Linked DNA regions of Homo sapiens: regions 1 and 2 are each linked to region 3. The links are chromatin contacts, found by Hi-C or POLR2A ChIA-PET in ENCODE. All regions are on one chromosome and are shown on one strand. The core of a region is the stretch at or near the end of the contact, and the rest is flanking DNA. Distances in the headings are between cores, read along the strand shown.

The links. A loop is a pair of places that touch in the nucleus more often than their neighbours do. ChIA-PET counts read pairs that join two places held with the same protein, here RNA polymerase II (POLR2A). Pooled maps may share reads with other maps.
Region 1: a loop to region 3 is called in a map of left ventricle myocardium inferior, with 2.2 times the contacts of the local background. The contact joins two enhancer-like sites. A Hi-C loop is called at or near these places in 5 of 168 maps with a recorded cell type or tissue (Calu3, GM12878, heart right ventricle and 2 more), 2 of 37 single-sample maps with no recorded cell type and 9 of 50 pooled maps. POLR2A ChIA-PET finds 5 or more read pairs at or near these places in 4 of 52 experiments (CD8-positive, alpha-beta T cell, HepG2, activated T-cell and 1 more).
Region 2: a pooled map shows a loop between it and region 3 (1.9-fold over the local background). The contact joins two enhancer-like sites. A Hi-C loop is called at or near these places in 6 of 168 maps with a recorded cell type or tissue (Caco-2, adrenal gland, heart left ventricle and 1 more) and 6 of 50 pooled maps. POLR2A ChIA-PET finds 5 or more read pairs at or near these places in 2 of 52 experiments (activated B cell and activated T-cell).

What each region holds. Positions count from the first base shown.
Region 1 is chr3:99,845,370-99,848,110 of GRCh38, forward strand. The region is part of intron 1 of CMSS1 (cms1 ribosomal small subunit homolog); the gene reads left to right. The region is part of intron 5 of FILIP1L (filamin A interacting protein 1 like); the gene reads right to left. All of the region lies in intron 1 of LOC105374010 (a long non-coding RNA gene), which reads left to right. Among named protein-coding and RNA genes, the nearest start is that of HP09053, 23 kb to the left of the region's middle. Within about 2 kb of position 1,299, at least 5 of the 41 ENCODE cell types and tissues checked have a DNase peak (open chromatin) inside an H3K27ac peak, as active enhancers do.
Region 2 is chr3:100,021,954-100,024,839 of GRCh38, forward strand. The region is part of intron 1 of CMSS1 (cms1 ribosomal small subunit homolog); the gene reads left to right. The region is part of intron 1 of FILIP1L (filamin A interacting protein 1 like); the gene reads right to left. LOC105374010 (a long non-coding RNA gene) reads left to right here. Exons shown (of 5, transcript NR_189163.1): 3 at 1,366-1,569. Among named protein-coding and RNA genes, the nearest start is that of MIR3921, 59 kb to the left of the region's middle. Within about 2 kb of position 1,412, at least 2 of the 41 ENCODE cell types and tissues checked have a DNase peak (open chromatin) inside an H3K27ac peak, as active enhancers do.
Region 3 is chr3:99,944,139-99,946,838 of GRCh38, forward strand. The region is part of intron 1 of CMSS1 (cms1 ribosomal small subunit homolog); the gene reads left to right. The region is part of intron 1 of FILIP1L (filamin A interacting protein 1 like); the gene reads right to left. All of the region lies in intron 1 of LOC105374010 (a long non-coding RNA gene), which reads left to right. Among named protein-coding and RNA genes, the nearest start is that of MIR3921, 19 kb to the right of the region's middle. Within about 2 kb of position 1,258, at least 8 of the 41 ENCODE cell types and tissues checked have a DNase peak (open chromatin) inside an H3K27ac peak, as active enhancers do.

The DNA.
Region 1 (2,741 bases), core at 49-2,548, 99 kb before region 3:
CTTCGTTCTGAAGCGAGGACTTAGACCAATGAAAGAATGGTATGAGTTTTTCAGAGAGACGAAAAAACAGTCTATCTTCTGTGAGCCCTCATGGACCAAAGAATACAACCCTCCACCCCCACATATTTCATATGAAGATTTCTGAAGATTTTCCAGTGTCACTTCCTCTTTCCTTCCTGGTTTTTGGGGGAGTTCTATGATTATCTGTCAATGAAAAAGGAAGTTCTGTAATCTTCCAATCTCTTTCTCTCTCTCCTCTCTCACACGCACACAAAAAAATATAAGAAATCTTTTCAAAATTAAAGGCCAGAAATCTACATTGTGTCATTTTAGGTGTAATTCTATAGAAAAAAAGATGTTTTGCAGAAATTATGCTGCCTTTATGAACTTTAATTAGTAACACTTGTAATAATCTACACGTTATTAATCTGTCTCCTAAAATTTATTTTGATGCTGATACAAATTATTATACTGAAGGAATCCTCCCAGTAGAGGTACTTCTAAAAGAGGTATTCCTTGAAAGTTTGGTAAATTTCCAGTTATGTTAGATTAACTACTTAGGAAGCCTCTATATAGTTAAAATCTGGAACAAATGATTAAATGAGAATTTGTGCATTATCATAATAGAACACAAGACTTATGGTGTTAACTTTATTATAGAGAATTTCTGTAGCTCACATAAGAAATTGAATCCTTTCAAAATGGGTGGGCTGATGAATAGCCCAAATTTGGCTCCCAAACTCTATTAGTTACAAGTGTGCCAAGAATGGATTTCTTCCCTCCCCCCGTCCCCCACCAGCACTTGGGACAGCCAAGAGGAACCTGGGGTGATGGGAATCCCTTGGCTGGTTATCTCTGCCTCTTTATCTGTTTCCCCCAGTGCCACACAAGCATGTGTTTTGTTTATGCCATTATGTGACAAAGTTGGGAAGACTTTGTTCTTAAATTCTGATTTCCATTGTTCATAATTTTATGATCAGTTGATCGATGCCTTCCAAAATATTACATGTACCCACTCTCAGTAACTAGAAAAAGATCTCATGAAGCAGCAGCATTATCATTGTCTGTTTTGAAAGAGCTAAAATTAAGTTTGCCATTCCTTCTAGAGTTCTGGCCCAAGGTGACTTAAAAACAGTTTTAATAAACATTTAGACCATCATGTATTTTGTAATACAGTTGGGTCACTGTTGATTCCTAAGATAAATGTGTTTAAACAGAAGCTTTCTCATTCATCAGCAGCCTCAGCTTTCATCCAAATTTATTTAATGATGATGCAAGCCCATAGCGTTGGTGTTGCAGTTCGTCACCATGGAAGTGTTTCTGTCAACAAATCCTCGCTTTACTATCATGAAATTGATTTTGTAGGGGAAAGGAGGATAATTGTGAAAGCTTCCTTTTATTCTTAAAGATCTTCACAGTTTGCCTGGATGTCTAAATGAATTGTATTTAAAATCAATAACTGGCAATAAAATTAACCACACTAAATTAACAATTATGAGGTTAGAAAAAGGGAAATGGCAATAAGCTACTTTGTCTGAAATCGTCGTTTTGGAATGTGACTTGGGGACCATACTTGTAATTTAAATGTTCCCTGAAAGCTGTTGTTCTCTGCTCAGAAGTATGGATTATCCCCAGGGACTCCCATGAGGCAGATATCAGAATTTCTAGGAGGATTCGGCTGAGTTATTCTCATCTATATTGTAAATGGCATAATAATCACAGAAGAAATTCACACTATATTACTTCTTTCAACTAACATACTGTATTTTTTAAATATGCCTTTTCTATAGCTTATGTTCATAACTATCTTTGGCTTTTATTTGCTTGTTTAAAAAAAACTGTAAGAGGTTAAAACAAAAAAAAAAACTGTAAGCTTTTGAATGCAGGCCCCTTATGAACAGGGTAGGTAGCACCTACATTAAGTAATTCAAACTGTTTTGGGAACCCCATAGGAAAAAGAAACAAGAATGACATTTTCTTTTTTTTTTTTTGCTTTGAAGTAGAGTGTTCAAGAGTTTATGTCACAGTGGCTGGTTCCAGATTTGGTTGTAGACATACATGTTCTATGGGAGGTTTGATCTCTGGTAGAAATACAGTCAACTCTTGATTTGTCAATGTAACTATATTTCCAAATGTACTTTCTCTGGCTTCCTATCACATGTCAGAGCTTTTTAATTTTATCATCTGCTTCTATGTGCTCATGAAAACCAAAATTATTCGGTAGTATTTTATTTCATTATTATAAACATTTAAGTTCCTAATGTAGTCTAAGCACTGTGCTGGGCTCTTAGAGATACTGAAATATATCCCAAGCATGAAGTTATGTTTGCTTCTGAAAGATCTTATAGTTCACTTTGAAATCAAAGAGATGTAATTTTTATTTATTTGAACCACTTTTCTCTCCTCTAATATGTGATTAGAAGTTGACCATAAATGGGACATAGGTCCTGTTTGTTTTTAAGGAAGAATTAATAGAGACTATAAGCAAAAGACAAAATTCTATTGTACATGCAGAAATATAACACAGAATGACCAAAAGAAAATTCAGCAAGCAATGGTAAAAATAACAAATTATTTACTGTTTTATAATGTTAAAGTATTTCACCAAGACAAGTTGCAGTCAAATTAAAGTGAGTTATGGAAAATGAAATACATAAAGATGTATTTATACAAGTGCAGACTAAATATTTTCCATACAAGTATGTAAATGAAAAGATATACAGTAAGTGCACACTCGATAT
Region 2 (2,886 bases), core at 162-2,661, 78 kb after region 3:
TGTGTGTGAGAGAGAGAGAGAGAGAGAGAGAGAGAGAGAGATATGAGGGGGGCACCAAGACAGACATAGTTATACCCATTTCCTTTTTCCATAAAGCATTTGCAGTAGCTTGTAACCAACACACATTATAAAATTTACATAGGGATTTTTAAAATTTTAAATAAAAATAGAGGGAAGCCCTTGGAAAAGAAATGATATTAGAATAATGTTGAGTCTCTTGGGAATCCTGCAAGTTTTTTGCTTCAGATGCAATTGCAGTAGCATTGAGAGAGATGTCAAACGTCAAACACAGTTCTGTCCTGAAGAAAAGGAGCAGACCTTCCATTGGTCCTCCACTCCACCACCACCCTAAGTTGAGCCAGTGCCATGTCCAATATCAGCCCTTGGGCTTCACCTGGCCTGTGCATTCATTCTAGTTCCACTGTCTCTGCCTTCATGCTTGTTACGGCACAACTCTGCTACAGTATTCATTCCATTTCTTTGGAAAGGCCTGCAGTTCAACAATTGCACATCCCATTACAGAAACAGCATTGAGCATGATTTTGGAAAAATCACACATATATCTTATATTGGACCTGAGTATTCAAAGACAGTTTCAGACACCCTTGGTTTATTATTCTTTTGGCTTCACAAGTACATTCATGGAATGGACATAGATGAGGGATACCCAGAAACTGGCCAAGCACAGGGGAAAAGAAAGAGGGAGATTCCATTCTGCCTGACTCAGCTGGGATAGGTAGAAAACCTAAGGTTCTTTTTCTTCAGCAGTCATCATATGTTTCCATCATTTGTTCCCATGGTTATTTTCTGCTGCCCAGTTGTTATTTGTACTTATTTAAAAACATCAGTGCATGGGCCTCAAGAGGCAAAGAGAGTTGAGGTCCTACACTAGAGTCAGAATATTCAAAGTTTTGGACTGAGGTTTCACCTCTGAGCCATGCTTTTTTATTACACTACATTTGGCTGAAGATCTGACACTAGATGCACCATAACCATTGCAAAGGCCATGCAATCTCTTGCTTTTTAGATTTCTACTGACATTTTTGCCTGCTGTTAGAGTAGCCACACCTCTCCATGAGTTTCAGGTGTTTTAACCATTTAGGAAAAAGAGGGGAGGGAGAAAGAAATGAATCAGTAGTAAAGAGATGGTGCCTGAGAATGGAAAGATCACAGCTGAAAGTGGAGTATGTGCTACCTTCTGGCCCAGACCAGGTGGCTGGGTGTAGATGGACGTTGTGTGTATCCCCAATGCAGTAACCCTTACAGAGATAATTCTCCCAGTTTAGCCACCACGAAGTATTGTTCTTTGTTTTTCCATAGTGCTTGTCAAAATGCTATGACAACTGACTGGTTTTATGCAAACAGAGCCTGGCTCTCAAGAGACAGTGTGTCTGAAAGTCAAACATGGATGGCAGCCATTGGCACACAAAGGAGTCAGAAACCACAGATTGTTTTCTCGTTGGATGAACAGCTTAAAGCAACGTAAAGTTAATTGAAGAATTCCTTGAAAGTGAAGTCAGACTAAAAAGAAATGCTCCGAGTCTATAATTTACTAAATGTGAAAGAACTGTAAGTGGTATGAGACTAAAACAGTTTCTTGGGGGGAGAGAACATTTTTGTAAACAGATCTGGCTTTTATTTTTGCTTGGGCTGTTTTAATTATTTGCTCTAATAATGTAGATCTCCAGAAGAATCTCTAATTAGGTAAGGCTTGATTTATGGAGTTGGCCTCATATAAACCATGATGTATGTCATGGTATGCTGCAGAAAATTACAGGCCTGGTCTCGCCATTGCAAACTAGTATTTCTACCTAGAACTACTCCTGCTCTGCATGTCTTACTCTCAGGAAAGCAAAGCATACTATGTTCTCCTTCACAGTGCTCATTGCCCAGGTAAACTCAACATATAGTATTACTCATCAAATAATTTTAGCAAACATTTTTAAAACTGGGGAGAGAGGAGTAGAAGAAAAATGCTAGCAGTTAAAGAAATCTTTACTTCCTGGGAACTTAGTAAATACCAACCTATGATTCTCAGTAGAAGTGGGTTCACTCCCCCTTCAGCTGACAGACTGGCAAGGATATGCCAGACTATCAAGAGTAGTGTCTGTGTGTCCCTTCCTCCCACAACTCTAACTACATCTTCCACACTCCGTCTTCAGCTCCTTCCTGGAAAGGTCTTTCAGTGTCATGGTCGCCTATTTCATCTGGTTGTAAATAACAGCCATGGGGCCTCTGTAATATTTCACCATGGTTCTTACTCCCTTTCCCATTGCAGTAGAAGCCTTGGTGTAGAGCCAAGGCCTTTTCTTTGATTATAGGTTTGCCGATTACAATTTCCTAACATTTTTCTCATGTTAATTATACCTTAGTGATTGCATTTTCTATGATTTCTCATTTCAATTTTGTTAAATTTTGGCCCCTATAGAGCAGACTGTAGAAGGAATCCTTCTAGATTTTTACAAATTGTTTTCCTGTCTTCCACAATTGTCTGATTTACATCTGCCCTGAGAGTCAGTTTAAGTCACCTGCCTTTATCAGGTCTCCTTAGACTATTCAATGTACCTTTCATAGGAAGCAACTGTTTTCTTTCATGGTTATATTTCACCAGTTTACATCATATTAAATTATGTAATTATAGTAACAAATCCAACAGGCATAGGCAGGTTTGAGAACAAATACACCTCTAAACAGTTGGAAGAAATGCATGGGATATACTAGTGAGTGACCTTCTAGCCTCTCTTATTCAGCATGTGTGGGCTCAGTCCTGGTTGAAACACAGGGATAGAATTGGTTAAGTGGAGCTCAGTTACGGAGGCTTCTGAATCTGTGCTCTCCACACTGTCTTCATTTTATGGAGGGGGTCCAGGGTGGTTACAAGGCTTG
Region 3 (2,700 bases), core at 8-2,507:
ACCTCACCAAAGGGAGGGAGTTCTTCTAGTCAGTGCTAAACAAGTATTTTAAGAGTGTGTGTTATTTTGTGCCTAACTGAGATGGAGATTGGCAAGCTGAAGAAATTGGGATTTGGCCAAGAACCAGTGCTTGTTGTTTAGTAGAGAGGTGATAGGGAACTATGATCCTGCCAGTTTGGAGGGACGTAACATGAAATGACTTCTTGGTCCAAGCTGGCTACAGCTGTTCCAAAAAAGATGACAAAGGCTGCTGATTCAGAGGGGGATACTCACCCAGGCTGTCACGTCTGTCTCTCCACCAAGCAAGACTTTTTTAATCCTCTAACACAACAGCAACACAAAATTTACTGTCTGCAGGCACAATGCTAAGGCACTTTGTGCACACTAAATCGTTAGGCACTGAAAACAACCCTGTAAGGTAGTACTCTGATTCATCTGCACTTTATGGGTTAAAGTAACCGAAACCTAAAGAGGTTAAGTTAATCTGCCCCAAGCCACAGAACTGGCAAGTGGCAGAACAGGAATTCAAACTGGCTTCAGAGCCCACCCAGTCTTTGCAAGCCTACTTTCTAATGCCTGAATTCCTTCTCTTTAGGAAGAATTATCTGTGTAAAGTTGGGAGAGACATCTCAGCAATTATGGTGCAGCACTGACTATATCAATAAAATTAAAGTAGCCAGTATCTTTCACCAAAGACCTGCATCACAAAGTGGTGAGAAGAGAAAAAAACATAGATCACCAGGGAGAAAGGGAAAAAGCCTAGGTTTGGTCAAATCTGCGATGAAGGCACAGAGTGAATTAAATTCAAGCTTCTTCACTACTGTTCATTATTCGGCTCATTCTAGGCAGTAGGGAGGGAGTTGTTATAAAGCAGGAGCTTATAACAGCTTTTAGACTCTGCTTAAGTCAAAAATCATCAAGAATCATCAAAAAGCATCAAGGAAAATACACAGAACAAGCAGTCACCCTGCTGTGCTCTCCCTGATGCTTTTTGGTGGTCATGTGGCTGTGACTAGACCCTATGAGTTCGGGTTAAGTCCTGGGTTCTTCAGACTGATAAAAGGTTTCTTCTCATGTCTTCCTCTAAGAAGGGCCATCTCCACCCTTTCCAAAGTCCCACTCATCGCTACGAAGGAGTGCTTTCCCCATACTCCCTCATGAGGTGAGGTTGGCTTACCCAGACTGCTTCCCAGCCTTGTTGCGTAGATCTGGACCTCAGACTCTCTGAGGTCTGTGGTAATGGGGATAGATTGAGCTTGGGGGTTCCACCCACTGTGTGTGGTTCCATATAGCCCTTTGTTAGAAAGCACCCAGGGCAGCCAAGAGTGCGTGTTGACTAAGGAGGGTGGCTGCTGCTAGGAACTGTAAGTAAATAAATGGATGTCAGAAGCTTACAATTAAGGAGGGAAACAAAGAATCATTACTCTCCCTTAAGCATGTTGCTTTGGATGTTTTAGCAATGATTATGAAGCATTTACACACAGACTAAACTAAGCTCTTTGTGTTCCTTGCAAGGTAGAGAGCCTGCCAAGTCAATTTCAGCATGCAAAACCCAGACAATTATTTTGGCATTTAGGAGCAGCCACTGTTTTTGCTAGGGGTTGGGGGCTGGCAGCCTGTTGACACAGGAAGCCTTCATAAGGAAAGAGAAGTCAACTTTAACCCCAATTTTTTTAAAAAGAGAAACCCTGTCAGGGCTCTCACGTTCCCACCTCTTATGCGAAACCTCTTGTCACAGAGCCAGTGGGAGAAGCCCTTGGGCTTAGAAGTGCCACACATGCTTTTGTGTCCACAGCGTGCAACTCATTCATAGCTGTTTTCATATCCTCTGCCTAGCAGCTCTTTTGTGAGTGTGTGCATACAGACAGTTGGTAGATGTATTTCTAGTAATAACCAATAAAAAGATAAAGTTCTTGAAATTATGGTCTTGGTTCATCAGATAATATATGCTTTATGATAGTCATTCTCAACCTGTAAGCCCAGAACTCCTGGGAGCTTTCAGAGTTGACAAAAGGGGCCCTGCAATCCATATAGCAAAAGCATTTTAAAAAATTGGGTATGTCTATTACATCTTCAGAATAGCCCTGGATACTATTGTGATTGATAGCTTATAAGCTGCTTTAAAGTTTTCTGAATTTGTTATAGGCTTTTATAACTATGTCTTCACTCAGTCAATGAATAGAAAAAGCTACAACTATCAATGGAGAATTTGGAAATTTTTTGTTACGGAAAAGGAGTTTTCATCCTAGAAAGGGTGTGTAAGCAGTATCCAAAGGTCTTTTCTGTGTGGCTGCTAAACAAAAGACTGCTTTCTTATTATTGAACCTTTTGGTAGTGTTTTCTGACACAAATGATTTCATGTCTGTATCAGAACTGCCCTGTTGATGTAGCTGCAGCTAAAGAATGGGCTGAAGGCATTTGGTCTTACAGACTGTTAATCTGAAAAAAGCAAATGATGCCATTTTTTTTAGTGTTAAGACTTTATGCATCTAACCCACTCTCTTCAGTACAAGTTACCATGCACATCATAATTACTTGAAGGTATTTGAGGGATGATTGTAGTTTAACGTGGTGGTGGCTACATCTGGAGGCCTGAATCCACAGTATTCTTATTTTTAGCCTTTAGTAGGGACTGCTTCTTCCAGTATGTTGGCTGCAGTATTTAAAGTAGTGATTTGCTGGCTCTATACTACAAAGTAC